2 separate regions of the Homo sapiens genome follow, and region 2 is linked to region 1. Evidence: chromatin loops called from intact Hi-C (ENCODE). Cell type or tissue: heart left ventricle. All regions are shown on one strand.

The links. Peaks named below come from ENCODE experiments on the same cell type or tissue, not always from the same donor. Only the 100,000 strongest peaks of a DNase experiment are listed, where the experiment ranks them.
Region 2: it touches region 1 in a loop (2.1-fold over the local background); 2 of 110 quality-filtered maps call a loop at or near these places.

What each region holds. Positions count from the first base shown.
Region 1 is chr6:141,150,854-141,158,853 of GRCh38, reverse strand. No RefSeq gene overlaps it. Among named protein-coding and RNA genes, the nearest start is that of MIR4465, 470 kb to the right of the region's middle. RefSeq lists enhancers at 5,066-5,225, 4,753-5,366. In heart left ventricle, no CTCF peak of the experiment used is centred here; no DNase peak of the experiment used is centred here; H3K27ac peaks cover 752 bases.
Region 2 is chr6:140,975,804-140,983,803 of GRCh38, reverse strand. No RefSeq gene overlaps it. Among named protein-coding and RNA genes, the nearest start is that of MIR4465, 300 kb to the right of the region's middle. RefSeq lists a silencer at 3,758-4,052. In heart left ventricle, a CTCF peak has its summit at 3,013; no DNase peak of the experiment used is centred here; H3K27ac peaks cover 1,999 bases.

The sequences.
Region 1 (8,000 bases):
AGTTCAAAGTTACCATGCAAAAAGAGTTCTTCAGTTCTAGAGAGAACAAATAGAAAAGATGGTAATATAAACACTAGCTAAAGCTAACAGTGGCTCAGTCTTAGTTGTTATTTTGTTGTTGTTGTTGTTGTTCAGTTTTGAGTAATTATATAAAGTACACATTGAAAGATATTCAGGATTTTTTGATTCTCAAAAGCAGGCAGATTTCTTTAACTTTAATGTTGAGGATTAAATTCTCCAAAATAAGTCATGAGATACATTTCTAAATTTTGTTCATCTGATGTAGTTTAAGGACCATTTTAATACTCATGGCTTATAAATAATGGAGTACATGGAGCAATTTTCTACATAAAAAGCATAGTTCACCAATATTGATATATAAAAGATGGCTTAATAATCCCCTGTAATCCCATGCAATTAGGGAGTGTATTTTTGCATGTAAGTAGATATTTAGTGATATCCATTATTAAATATCTTCTTGCACTTGAGATCCTTGAATCTTCTCACTAATGAAGCAACACACCATTAACACTGTCTACTGAAACCCTGGAAATCTTAAATTATATAGAAATTAATGTATAGGCACAGGGTGTACAAACTGACGAGGAAGAAGTCTGCCTTCCTATTGTATATTCTGAGTCTTAGATTAAAATCCTCAAAATTCATCCACTTTTTGGCAGGTTATAAATGAGTGGTCTTAGGACCATGGGGGCAGACAGCCTTCAGGACAACTCCTAATGACTTGAATGTTTCAGATACTCATTATTTCAATAGGCAAGAACCTTCATTCATCAACTAGAATATTACCTCAAATGGAGATGATGTAGGATTATGCCAGCAAGCAAAAAGATAAAACTGTTTAATAATTCAGATTTTTTAAATGGTTTTTTTTCTCCATCCAAATAAATGCAGCTCTCCCTAATTTTTGTTTATTTCATCTCATCAATTGTTCATCAAAGATGAATGATTATTAACAGCCTCTGACAAAGTTTTAATGCTTGTGGTCAGAACTGTAGAGTGTTAAAAATAATATCCAACAGGTTAAATAGGACAAAATAAGAGTGATGCCATAAATGCTAAATGTCAATGCTGTGATCATTAAAAACATTAAATATTTTTCCAAAAGATTCACATTATATAATGTATATTTAATATTTTTGTTTGTTATATAGTCAAATAATCCAGGTCTAATAAGTTTTTCACATATTATCTCATTTTTTAGCATTATTTTTTAAATTGATTTATGTCCTCACATAATATGTTAAGGTCGTCAATTTTATGTGTCAACTTACAGGACTAAGGGATGCCATAGAGTTGGTGAAACATTATTTTTTAGTATGTCTGTGTGTGAGGATGTTTCCAGAAGAAAATAGCATTTGAATCTGTAGGCTGAGTGAAGAAGATGGTCCTCACCAATATGCGTGGGCATTATCCAACATGCTGAGAGACTGAATAGAAGATAAAAGCAGAGAAAAGGCAAAATTTGCTCTATATTTTTCAGTGAGGATATACATCTTCTGCACTCAGACATTGGCACTTCTTGTTTGGGGGATTTCAGGCTTGTTCCTGGATTTACGCCATTGTCCCTCCAACCTCAGTGGTTCTCAGGGCTTCTGATTTGGACTGGGACTTACACCATTGGGACCTCTGTCCTCAGGCCTTAGGATTCAGACTGAATTACACCACTGGTTTTCCTAGTTCTCCAGCAAACAGACAGCAGATTATGGCTTCTCAGCCTCCACAGTTGTATCAGCCGATTCCTATAAGTCTTCTCTTATATATATTATAATATATAATACATTTAAAATATTATATTGTATATAGCATTAGTTCTATTTCTCTAGAGAACCCTGACTAATGCATGTGTATGTAAATTTAAATAAATAACTCTGAAATGTATTCAAAATATTGAAATAGGCTGGGTGCAGTGGCTCACGCCTGTAATCCCAACATTTGGGGAAGTTCAAGGCAGATGAATTGCTTGAGCTCAGGAGTTCAAGACCAGCCTGAGCAAAATAGTGAGACCTTATCTCTGCAAAAAATTTTAAAAATTAGCCAGGCATGGTGGCATGTACCTGTAGTCCCAGCTTCTCAGGAGGCTGAGGCAGAAGGATCTCTTAAGCCTGAGAGGTCAAGGCTGCAGTGAGCCATGATTGTATCACTGCACTCCAGCCTGGCCTGGGTGACAAGGCAAGACACGGTCTCAAAAAAAAAAAAAAACCATTAAAAAAACTATCTATCTATCTATATACACACACACATACACACACATATGTTTATATTTACATATTTTTGAGACCATGTCTTGCCTCTCTCACACGTGCGAGAGAGATGTGAGGATGAGAGAAAGAAAGAGAGAGAAACCTTTTACTAGATTTCTTTTCTTTTTGTTTATCTTGCTCTGTCTCCCAAGCTGGAGTGCAGTGGTGACATTTCGGCTCACTGCAATCTCCACCTCCCAGGTTCAAGTGATTCTTCTGTCTCAGCTTCCCAAGTAGCTGGAATTACAGGCATGCACCACCATACCTAGCTAATGTTTTCTGTAGTTTTATTAGGGACAGGGTTTCACCATGTTGGTTAGGCTGGTCTCAAACTCTTGACCTCAAGTGATCTGCCTGCCTTGGCCCCACAAAGAGCTGGGATTACAAGCATGAGCCATTTGCACCTGGCCCTTTCTCTAGATTTCCAAAATTTAAATTTGAAAAACATCTCTTGAAGACAAAATACCCAATGCATTTATTTTAGTCTAATTTACTGCTACTTTCTTTATAAATTGAATCTTTTCACTTTTCCAAGAAGCCTGATCCACGTGATATTGCTTCTTCTCCCAATCTGGAATTTTATAGTAAGAATTCTAGCCATTTCCCTTGGACCTATCCTCAGTGAATGGTGTAGTTTATTCCTGGGCCATGTATGGCAGCATGCATGATCTTAAAAGAAGTGAAATGTTCTTTAGAGAACTTCTATCTAGTCTGTTGTTGCAGTTGTGAAAAAAAATCACTGAATCTGAAGTCTTGGGGTTATGTTCATTTTCTATCTGAGAAATACAAACAAAATTCTAAGTCCCACAACCTACTGAATGGACCCTTTCTTGGCCAGGCAACCTTGAAAACTGAGTTCTCAGCCATGACAACATGGGAGGTCAGATACACCTTGTTATAGCCTCTCCATCGATAACCACCATTAGGTTTTCTTCGATAAGGGCTAATCAGAAACCAGCCCTTTCGGAAGACTCCACCGTTGGTATAACCAACGGCCTGACTGCTGCCCCTTCCTTTTGCAGTTCCAACAAAACAACCCATCAGCATCTCTTCCTGGTAGGAGACCATCCACTATGGAGTGGGTCTGGCCGGTCTACAGAGGATGATCAGTAATGGTTTTCCCGTCCTCTGCTTCACCTTTTGACATGAGAGGGCCAGAAACTCCACCCTTGGATCATGCTAACATCTCTATGTTCTGAACATGGATCCCATAGAGAATCATGAAGCTCAATTGCACATGCGTATGTTTCTCCTTTCATAAATATTCATTACTCCTCATATAGCTTATTAAATACATATATTTGGTCCCCTTGCTCAGCATAAGTTCCTCTTCCCTCTGTCCCTGTCTCAAAGTGTCTGTTTCTGGCTTCTGACCATAGGCTACTCTTCTCAGTCTGCCAGAATGGCCACTCTTCAGGCCACAACACTTCATGAAAAATAAAGTCCTCCTTTTCAAATATATGAATCTTGTCATTCTTCAGTTGACAATCAGATAATTATTTTAGGTACTTGAATAAGTTTCTCAAACTCCCTGATCATTTCCTTCTTTTTTAATAAAATGAAGATCTTGAGAATTTATTTCACAGAGTAATAATGAGCTAGACTCTATTTTCCTCCGTTGAATACTCCATTCTTTTAGGAACCCTATATTCCATTTCCATTCAATCCTGCCCCTAATGCCACAGGTGTGGAATTATCAGATTCTAGGTGGAATAATCAGACTTGCTCACTCTCTTGGTGAAAAGGAATTGTGATGCAAAAGATGAGTTAATCGAATAATGGTGGGCTTTGTAGTTTCTTATATGCACAAAACAGTGACCAAAACAGACAGAACTCTTGTCCTCATGGAGTTTTCATTCTAGTTCTAAACAACAGTGTTTTTGTTTTTGTTTTTTTTTCCACACCAACCAATTACTTAATTATCAGCAAACACCGACTGGGTGTCCTACAATTTAACTCTATTCTGACCCTGACCACCTGGAATTAGAACAGGCCATACAGATTAAGGATTCAGTCTCACAAAATATTCCTTACTTCAGATGCCAGTTGCAAATAGAAGATCCCTTAGTTACTCACAACTTCTTTCCAACTTGGCTACAAGTCAGAGTTTCATGGGACTCCCTTCTCATGTTCAACAATTTGCTGGGACAGCCCACAGAATCCAGGAAAACAGTTTACTTACTATTTACCAATTAGAAATTTTTTTTTTTTGAGATGGAGTTTTGCTCTTATTGTCCAGGCTGGAGCGCAATGGCGTGATCTCGGCTCACTGCAACCTCCGCCTCCCAGGTTCAAGCAATTCTCCTGTCTCAGCCTCCTGAGTAGCTGGGATTACAGGTGCATGCCACCACACCCAGCTAATTTTTCTATTTTTGGTAGAGAGGGGGTTTCATCATATTGGTCAGGCTCGTCTTGAACTCCTGACCTCAAGTGATCCGTCTGCCTTGGCCTCCCAAAGTGCTGGAATTACAGGTGTGAACCACCACAGCCAGCCTACAAATGCTATTTTAAAGGATACAAATGAACAGTCAGAAGAAAATATACATGGGGTGAGATCCAGAAGGGTCCCAAGCACAGGAACTTCCATTCCAGTGTGCCACCCTCCTGGCATGTGCAGCCTTCTTGTTCACCAACCCAGATGCTCTCCAAACCCATTTTTAGGGTTTCTATGGAGGCTTTATTATTAAGGCATGATTGATTTAATCATTGGCCTTTGGTGATTAAGTCAATCTCTAACCCCACTCCTTTTTCTGAAGATTGGGGGATGGGGCTGAATGTTCTAACCTCTAATTACAGGATTGGTTCCCTTGGCAACCAGGCCTGTATTCTTAGGTACTTTCCAAAAGTCACCTCATTAACATAAACTCAGGTAGAGTTGAAAGGGGCTTGTTATGAATAACAAAAGATACTCCTTTCATCTTTATGCTTCTGAGCTATTTCAGGAACAGGGGTGTTTGCAGGGTAGGGGGGCGGGGGAGGGGGGGCGGATATAATAACAAAGACATTTCAATCACCCCTACCACTCAGGAAGTTACAACAATTTTAGAAGTTCTGTGCCAGGAACCAGGGACAAAGAGCAAATATATAATTATTATTATATCATAAAAATCACAAAAACAAACATTTCACTAGTAAAGGCTAGAGTATGTCAATAGTGAAAAGTATTGAGGAGAAAAATAAGGAGCAGTGGGGAGAAGAAATGCTAGAACTAGGTGTTTGCAATCTTAAGGATCAGAAAATAATATCCCAGAATATGATCCATTGATGTGGTGAAATAAAGAAGCAGGCTCAAGATCTCTCTGACCTCCCCCTTCCCTGCAGCCCTGTCTCAAACCCTCTGTTTCTCCCTAAGCACAAGGAAAGGCTTTACTTTAATATTCCTTTATGCTTTGAGATCACATCTGCCAAAGAAAACACAATTGCCTTCTACTCCTTCCCTGAAATTTTATTACCAGAAGACAGGAATGTAACCACATCTGGATGGACTTTGTCACAAGATACTGTCTGTCTCTGGGCTCATTGAAATTCCTAAGAGAATCATTTATAGGATAATGTCTCCCTCCCGGGCCCATTTATCTCTCCTAAAATTATTTACTACTCCTCTAAAATTATCTATAGGCCCCCACTACCCTCTCCCCTATAAATGGGATATTTATACTTCCACCATCTGGCTCTTCTTTGAGTCACATATTTCATATGGCTCTCATGGATACGTGCATGTCAATAAATTTGTATGCCTTTTCTCCTGTTAATCTGTCTATTGTTAGGTTATTTCGGAAGGCTCAAACCTTCAGAGAGGGAGAGGTTCTTTTAATTCCTATGACAATTTTAAGATCTTTATGGTTAAAGAAAATGAAAGCAATACCAGTACAGCATTTTTGGTGCTTATTTCAGTTAACGCCTTTGGTTGATACCTCTCTACCCCCAAAATAGTTTATGCTATCAGACTCAAAAAATAAAAAACTTAAATGTTATAGAAAAAATAATATTCTAGGGACACTCAATCTCCCACATTATTATAAGAGATCTCTATTGTGATTAATATTAGGTGTCAACTTGACTGGATTGAAGGATGGCTAGATAGCTGGTAAAGTGCTGTTTCTGGGTGTGTCTGTTTGGGTGTTCTCAGAGGAGACTGACATTTGAATCAGTGGACTGGAAGAGGAAGACCCACCCTCAATGTGGATGGGCACCATCCAATCGGTTGCCAGTGCTGCTAGAACAAAGCAGCCAGAGGAAGTTGGGATAAGCTGGCTTGCTAAGTCTCCTGGCTTTCATCTTTCTCCTGCGCTGGATGCTTCCTTCTGTCCCTCCTGCCCTTAAACATCATACTCTAGAATCTTTTCCCTTTGAACTCTTGGACCTACACCAGTGTTTGCCAGAGGCTGTTGGGCCTTTGGCTACAGACTGAAGGTTGTACTGTTGGCTTCCCTGTTTTTGAGGCTTTTGGACTCAGACTGAGCCACTGCTGGCTTCTTTCTCAGCTTGCAGAGAGAGACTATCTTGGGACTTGAATTGTGATTGTGTGAGACAATTCTTTCTAATAAACCCCCTTTCATACATACATATGAAAAGGAGTACATATATGATAATAGTATATGTATTTCCATACATATATCCTATTAATCCTGTCCCTCCAGAGAACCCTGACTAATACAACCTCCATTTAAAAATTGCTGACATAGACTATCAACATTAGAAAAATTCCCTGGGCACTGAGACCATGATAAGCTCCCAGCATCCCTGCAACACTAGCAATGTGCAAAATATAGATTCACGAGTTGGGAATTCAGTAGTTTCTAAGTATATCCCTACCAGTGTGACAACTTATTTATGTGTCACAAACTGAATTGTCTATTCAGTGTCAGTTATTACTTATTTCTTATATACATTTCTCAAAGAGTTACCAGAATTAACAAGTGAATGAGACCATAATTAACCTTGATCCCCAGCAACTCATATATATATTTTATACCTGCTATTTTGCATGCCAACTAGTATAAAACATAAACAGCTTTTTATTAAAAGAATTTTACACTATGTGAGGGTCTGTTAGCTAAAGAGAGAGTAGAGCATCTGAAGTCAGAGGTTACTATATCCCAATTATAATTAATGTGTTTGGTCTACTTTTAGCTGTTTTGATTCCATGCAATTTATTTACTCTGAATGTTTACATCTATATAAAGTCACATATAAATATTATTGTTGTAGGAGTTATAAGAGATTATTTTAGGCAGATAGAAAAAGGTGTCCTTGGGAAGTTTTTTATTTTTTAAAGCATCTCCGGAAAAGTGTCTTGTAAAGCCCTGGCTCTTAGAGCCAGGCTGGCAATCTTTGATACGCAAATTCAGGCCATTAGAAACTGGGTCCACCCAACATGGTGATTCTCATGGCCTTCTTGCCCAGGCTTTTAATAGCTTTGAAGATTGTAACATTGGACTAGAGAAGGAATGTACGGGACTCATAAAGCACTAACATGTTCACAAATATGAAGCAAAACAAGAGTTAACTAAATGGACTGCAATCAGAAAGTTAAAGCAAACTTTTTTACTTTTTCTTGGAATATTGCTAATCCTTGTTTTGGTTTTCAGAGTCAAGGAAACTTATTTAAACTATTTATGGCCTTTAATACTTCAGTAAGGTATACTCCTATGAACAAAATTTGGAGCATGTTTATTTTTCTCTGCCTGGTTCCTCTAAAATTTGGAGATTATCTGGGAGTACTCTTAACTTATGGCA
Region 2 (8,000 bases), 180 kb after region 1:
CTGTTGCCTTTAAATAAAACAAATACTCAAATAAGGTATAAAAGGGATCTCTTCCTATATCAGTAATAAAATAAGAAAATTGGCAAAAATATTACGGAGTTTAAAGCTTGTATTAGAATTGTATTAAAAATAATGAGCTTTAAGGAGGTTAGTGGACAATTTAAAACAAATATTTGTAGTGAAATCTCAAGGTATGTTCCCAGGTATGTGGAGAATAGAAAAACTTATCAGGTTATTTGTGGACATGATGACCTATAAGGAATAGCGAGCCTAGCAAGAAACAAAGCTGGGTCTGCTGATGGAGAAGCTGCCTATTCATTACTAAGGTTTCCTCCTTTTTTTTTCAGAGAAAATTTATTTCATAATTAAAAACAGATGTAAACTAATTTCAAAAGTACAACAAGGCAATCTATTGATTTAGGCAGCAGCTTATAATATAAAAGACAACAGAGCAATCTATTGATTTAGGCAACAACTTATAGCAGAAAGAGAAATACCCTTAAATCAGGAAGCTTTCATTTTGTTAATTCCAAGCTAATTGATGAACTTTTAGTTGAAAATCCATTTTTAGCTTCAAGATCTTCTTCAAAAAATTGAGGTAATAACACAAACTGTTCAATAAAATTATAAGAAGTCATTGTTGTGAACTGAGCTACTATGCTAGGCATCAGTAGACCAAATCAAAATCAAGTTTCTTAAGCTAAGTGCCATGCAATCAAACTATAACTTTACCATGGCACATGTATACCTACGTAACAAACATGCATGTTCTGCACATGTATCCCAGGACTTAAAGTATTAAAAAAAGAAAGAAAGAAAGAAAGCAGGAAAATCCCCAAAAAGACCTTTTTTTTTTTTTTTTTCCTAAAATCAGGTGATTCCCAACAACCAATCAGAAAGGGCCTACTCAACCTGAACCAACATGAAAAGGAAGTCCCCTCTGCTTTATCCCTTGCGAGGAAAGTCACTGAAGCAAGCTAATGTTAACTAATCCATTTTTTTGGTATTATTCTGTTTCCTTGTTCCTCCTCAACCTACCTTCAAAAACCAACTTTTCTGACATGCCCAACAGACCACATTTTATTTAGGTGGGAAGATGCCTAATTCATGAATTATTAATAATGACAATCAGATGTTTATACTACATTTGTTGACATTTTTTGTTTTTAACTCTACTCAAAGTGTAATTGTAAAAATTACTTGCAAAGGCATCAGGCACAGTTAAGTGGCAGATTAACTTACCTATTTGTTCTTAAAATAAACATTTATTAAGTGTCTCCCTGAGGGAGAAATTATGCCAAGTCCAAGAAAAGCAAAGCCTAATAAAACATAGATGCTCCCTTCAAAGAGTTCATAGAAGAGGAAAGACATATGGGAAAAAAGGGTATGGAATGTCACAGAGACCATGATGAGAGTTATGGCACCCCAAGGGAAGAGTCAATTCTTACATGTAGGGATGAGGACATTACCTGGTATCCAATAATTCTGAGTAATTTATTTATTAGTTCTAGTAGTTTTATGAAGATTCCTTATGAGTTTCTAGGTATCACATATGATATATCAGCTGTGAAAAAGACAGTTTGTTTTTGTCTTTTCAGTCTCTTAATTTCTTCCCCTTGCCCTATAGCGTGGGCTAGAACTTCCAGTACCCTGTTGAATAAAAGTTGAGTGACTATACTTGCCTTCCTCCCAATCTTTGAAGGAAACCATACCATACTTTACCATTAAGTAAGATGTTAGCATTAGTTTTTTGTTTTGTTTTGTTTTGTTTTGTTTTTTATAGATGCCCTTTATCGAATTCAGGGAGTACTCTTTTATTTGTACTTTTCATTAGGAAATGTTGAACTTTGCCAAGTGAATTTTCTGCACCTATTAAAAAGATTGTATGTTTTTGTTCTCCGTCATTCCAGTCATGCAATGAATTATACTACCTGATCCTCTTACTTTATTTTATCTTCTTTTTATATATTGATGAATTCAATTTGCTGATATGTTATGAAAAGTTTCTGCATTTGTATCCATAATAATTATTGTTCTGTACCTTTATTGTAATGCTTCTTTTTTGTTTTGTATCAGAATGATGCAGACCACATAAAATAAATTTTGAAGTTTATTCTATCATCTGCTTTCTGGAAGTGTTTGTGTATGATTGATATTAGTTTTCCTAATGTTTGATAGAATTTACCAGGAAAACCACCAGGGCTTAGAATTTTTTGTGGGACATTTTATAATGACTTATAGTAAAGTCATTTCTTTAACAGATATACAGTTATATAGTTTTCTTCAAAAATTTCTTCTTGTGTCAGTTCCAGTAAGTTGTGTTTTTTGGGGAGTTCATACAACATCATAATTGTTGATTTTGTTGACATGATTTGTTGACATGTTAAAAAAAATCTTGTGTTTATTAATACCTATAATATGTTTTGTAGTAAATCTTTTATTTATGATATTGTTAATTTGTATTCTGTCTCTCTTTTTTCCAAATCAGTGTATCAAGGCACTTTTCTATTTTATTAATCTTTTCATTAAAATAACTTTTAGCTTTGTTCACTTAGACTATTGTTTTTCTGACCTATGTCATTGATTTCTGCTCTTAGATTCATTATTTGTACTTTTATGCTTATGTGAGTTTAATTTGCTTTTTTTCCTCTAGCTTCTTAAGGTGAAAACTTGATAGCTGATAGTAAACATTTCTTTCTCTCTACTAAAAGTCTTTAAGATTATAAATTTTTCTCTAAATATTTCATCAGTATTGCCCCAGTTTTTAAATGTTGCAATTTTATTATCATTCAGTTTAAAATATGCTTTACTTATGCTTGTGATCTCTTTGAGATATATTCATTATTTAAAATTTAGTTTTTAATACATTTTAAAGGCCAAGTTTTATGCTGCAAGAATTATATCTTAATAGATGTTATAAAATGAGGTGTTAAATTTCCAAACAGTGTGGCTTTTTTATTTATCTTACTTTTATCAATTAAATTTAATTGCATCATTGTCGAAGAAGGGATTTCGTGACATTTCACTGCTAAAAGCAGTTACAAAGATGAGAGGACAGAGGGAGCTGCAGTAGGAGCTCAAGAGATCTATGGATGCTCATGCTTCAATCCTCCCATGAGCAGAAACAGGCTAAGTTTTAATAGGTCTTCCATTTATTTAGCCTTGGCTGGTGTTTATGCGTCAAAAGATAAGTCTAAAAAATATTAAATAGCTTGTGTGCTTCCTTTTTAAGTTACAATTATTTAAATTTTAGTTTAACTTAGTTTTGTTTTTAATGATTTGTTTGTTTTGGGATTCAGAGAAGATGACAGGAATAGGAAGGAATGTAGTGCAGACAAGTAGTTTGGAGTTTAATAAAACTAAATTGCACCTATATATTTGACTTCACCTTTAATTTGCTGTGTGATCTTGAGTACAAGGGCCTGTTACAATAAGGTAGGAACTGACTGATGCAGAGATGTCAACTCGCAGGGTGAAATAATTTGTTTAAATTTTATTTAGTGACAGAAGATATAGAAACCTCCGTCAACCGAGACAGCTACAAGAAGAAACATTGTGGCATACTCCCAATCATGGGAGCCTACCAAATTCCCAAAGCCCTCAAGGAGGTACACAGCTCCAGATAATGCCTTCTTAGAATAAGTTTCCACCAGATCTGAGAAATAATATTTACCAAGCTTAGAGAGTTTTCATACTCTCCTGGTTCTTTTTCATTATGCTGGATTTTTCTGCAACTGGCTATGTGCCTGCCTGCTCACCAAGTGAAATCACTGGTACAAAACAATCTCAACACATTCCTGAGTGTTTATTGCTCAAGTGGGGGAATTCAAGGTCAGCCTCCCATGAGTTCTGGTTTCCTGTTCCTTGGCAGAACCAGGTCTCAAGGCTCGCCGTGTCTATTCCTTGACAACCTATTGGAATCTGTCTGAAACCAGTCAAACAAAAGACAGAGCTAGTCACGGTAGTGTGCCAGCATCTATTTTAGACATCAATTCAGAATGCTACACTATCAGTTTGCTTGGACAATGAATCAAGATCCGTTGAGGTTAATGCAAGTCAAAGATACTTCTCCATTATGACAAGCTTGGTGCATATCTGTGCAAGCTCTAGACAGGGCATGAGCTCATGATAACTTGTAGCATGCTCAGTGAATGAAGAATGTGTGACTTTTAGGCATCGAAGAATTCCTAATTTATAAACTCTAGAAAAATCATATTTTTTTTCTGATTAGATTTTCTAAGGGACTCATTGCTTATTTCTTTTTATTTCTCCTTTCCCACAAGTCTTGTCACTAACTCTACATAGTCACAAATTTAGCACTACAAGTACAGATTCTGTATAATTCTGGACCAGAACTTTCCCTTTATGCCAAGCCAAGGTACTATGTTTGGCTTTAATTCATCACTCTGACCTACTTTGTTCTCAGCTTTAAAGAAAGAAAAATTAAATTAGCCCTTGCCATTAGGATAAAAAAGTTGTTTCAGCTTCCCTCCACTAAGGTACTATTTAACCACTGAACTTGTAATACATTAAATGGAACCAGAGTGGCTCTAAGGAATTAAGGCTGTTTCCTAACTTACTTCAAGGCTCATTAAGAGAAGAGTTTCCAAAAAGTGTGTTTCCAGTTTATTTCTAGTTTAAACTTCTCTTATACTACTTGTTTGAATTAATAGGGCTTCACAAATATCTTTTCGGGCATTGGTGAGATACTTAAGAACAATAGCATTTTATATAAATATACTAAACTGAGGTGGTAGTTTGGTCATCACATGGTTTAGCTGCTTCCCTACCCAAGTCTCATCTTGAATTGTAGCTCCCATAATCCCCATGTGTCATGGGAGGGACCCAGTGGGAGGTAATTTAATCATGGAGGCGGTTACCCTCATGCTGTTGTCATGACAATGAGTGAGTTCTCATGAGATCTGATGGTTTTATAAAGGGCTTTCCCCTCTTTTGCTTGGCACGTCTTGCAGCTGCCATGTGAGGAAGGACCTGTTTTCTTCCCCTTCTGTCATGACTCTAAGTTTCCTGAGGCCTCCCCACCATGCTGAATTGTGAGTCAATGAAACCTCTTTCCTTTATAAATTATCCAGTCTTGGGTATGTCTTTAGTAGCAGCATGAGAATGGACTAATGCAGGCCACTTGTGAAAATATTGAATTTAGAGGACAAAAATAAGAAAAAGAGAATGTAGAGATGCAAAGGAAGAAGGAAAAGTTGGTAATAAGATTAATTATAAATTTCTGGGTATGTTTATATTTATTGAATTTCTTTTACATGTTAGGCTTCATTCTGGGTGTTTGAAGATACATCACTAAATAAAACCAATTAAAATCTTGGCATTCATGTAATTGAGAGTATAATTCAGGATATAGAATATAAAAAATAAATAAATAAATGATTTTATACTTTAGGAAGAAAATTTGGAGGGGATAGGAGCGTAGCAATATGTGTGTAGATGTTGTGATTACATATAAAGTGGTCAAGGGAAATGACACTGAAAAGATATCATTCGAGTGAAGATGATGAAAATCTGGGAGTGAGCTATATAATAAGGAGAAAACAAGAAATACTTCACTTTAATAGCAGGCAAAATAGGTGATGACCATTTATATAATATCAGTATTGTGTTTTCAATTAAAAAGCAGCTTATTAAATGAGGAGTATATCTCTAGCTTTCAGCTATGTACTTTTTCAAGTCCTGCAAAAAAAAGAGGCTTAAGATTCTCTCGCTGCTCAAAGGACAAATACTCTTCCATCCACAAATTGAAAACAAGACAATTAGGAAGGGTGACTACATGTAACACATTTCTAATCACTTACTACAATAGAGTTGAATTTATTTAGAAATACTGCAGAACTTGCTGGCAAAAGAAGAGAGGGATTTCAAGAAAGAGTGAAGGAAGAATATGAGAAGCAAAGATAAAGATATAAGGATGAAGAATAAAAAATAATAATGTAGGGATGCAGAAGGAAATAGTTGAAATAAATAAATTGGCTTGATTACAAAAGAAAGTTATTCACTGGAAGTTAGGTGGCTAAAGCAATGCAGGATTAGGAGGGCCCTGATTTCTGAAACAAAATTTCAGTGTCTGAAATTGTTGGAATAAATAATAATTGACATTGCAAGTAGGGTTTGCTTGCCAAGACACTTCCTCTTTTGCCAATTATGATGTCTGGATGTTCTACTATTCGTCATTGTTTGGGTTTAGACATTGTTCCAGAAGTTTCCTATAAACATGCACATATGCAATATGTTAGCAAATGCTAGTTTACTTGATTTAAGAAAATGCTCCACCCTCTCATGTCTTTGCTTAATGTCCTCTCAAATGGAATTGCGGATTCTCTTGTAATTCTTATAATATTACTAGTAGCAGCAGCAGTTGTAATATTCAAACACTCACCTTTCCGGCAAATTTTCTTCCATCCAGAAACATGTTCAAGTATGGCTAATATCAACAATTTCTCTCTCTTGATTTTTTATTCCCCTATAGCACTCTCCCAATTTCTTTACTCTATCAAATCTAAGCCTCTTGAAAGATCTCTGCCTCTACTTTTTTTACTTCCTAATCCCAGTAATCTGGCTTATGCTCCCTCTGCTCCACTAAAAATCATCCTGATGATCACATAAATAACCTCAGAATTGTCAGGTTCAATAAACGTACTTTAGCCCTTTACTTCTTCACCTCACTGATCCATTGGGTTCTGTTTTCCTGTCATCTCTCAGAAAATTCTCTTGTATCTGACTATCATGATTCTCTTTCTATTTCAGAGATCACTGCCTCAGGCTTCACTGTTCTTTCTACGCTAACCTCAGTCTGGACAATGTCTTCCATGACCAGAGCTTCACCTATTATAAATGTGGAATAAATGCCAAAATTTTATCTCTCACACATCTGCATTTTTGTTCGTAATATCCTCATCTCATGAAATATTATTCCTCTATTTTTCTGGCATTGTCTGTAAATACCTTACTAAATTTTATGCTGAAAGACACAGTAGAGTGTTCCTTCTTTGTTGCACATGCATTTCTTGCTAAAACCCCTAAAATAACACTCATCACATGTTTTCACTTTCTTTTGGAGAACAATCCTGGAGCATATTTTCAATTTTTGTATCACAAGCACCTACCATTATTTGGAACACCAGAATGAGGGATAGTGCTCAAGAATATTCATTGCATAGATGAAATTGTGTCATAAGGAACAAACAAAATATTTATATAAATATTGTAAATGACTGTCTATATCTTGGGGAACTTTCCAACAAATACAAAATAAAATCAGATAGAGATAAATCAAGGAGGAATCATCTTGTAAAGTCAGAGCTAGTGATAAGATATCAGAGAAGGGATGTCATGAGGAAATTATGAATACAAAACTAGCAAAACAGTTTAACAGATAGTGGGAGAAATAGAACAAGTATGCTAATTAAATCTCAAGCAAGACAAATAAAACAGAAAAAAATATTAACCCTATGTATAGGAACACAGAGATTAGAAATCATAAGGATAAAGCCCCGCAATCATTTCTAGAACCAATGACTTTAATGGAAATAGAAATTTTTTGTTTTAGATAGGGACTATCATAAACTGACTTACAAAAATTCAAGAGGAAAGTTAAAGAAAACCTTTACTTTAAAAAGAGTTTATTATTTTAGCATGGGCAATGCCGTGTCCACACTTGAGATACAGGAATGATGAAATATAGGAGATACGAGTAAAAAAGATTTCAACATGGTCTAATTTTCAAAAGTCAAAACTTTCAGCCAGGTGCTGTGGCTTATGCCTGTAGTCCTAGCACTTTAGGAGGCTGAGGAGGGTGGATCACGAGGTCAGGAGTTCGAGACCAGCCTGTCCAAAATGGTGAAACCCCATCTCTACCAAAAATACAAAAATTAGCCAGGTGTGGTGGCAGGCACCTGTAATCCCAGCTACTCAGGAGGCTGAGGCAGGAGAATCACGTGAACCTGGGAGGCAGAGGTTGCAGTGAGCTGAGATCT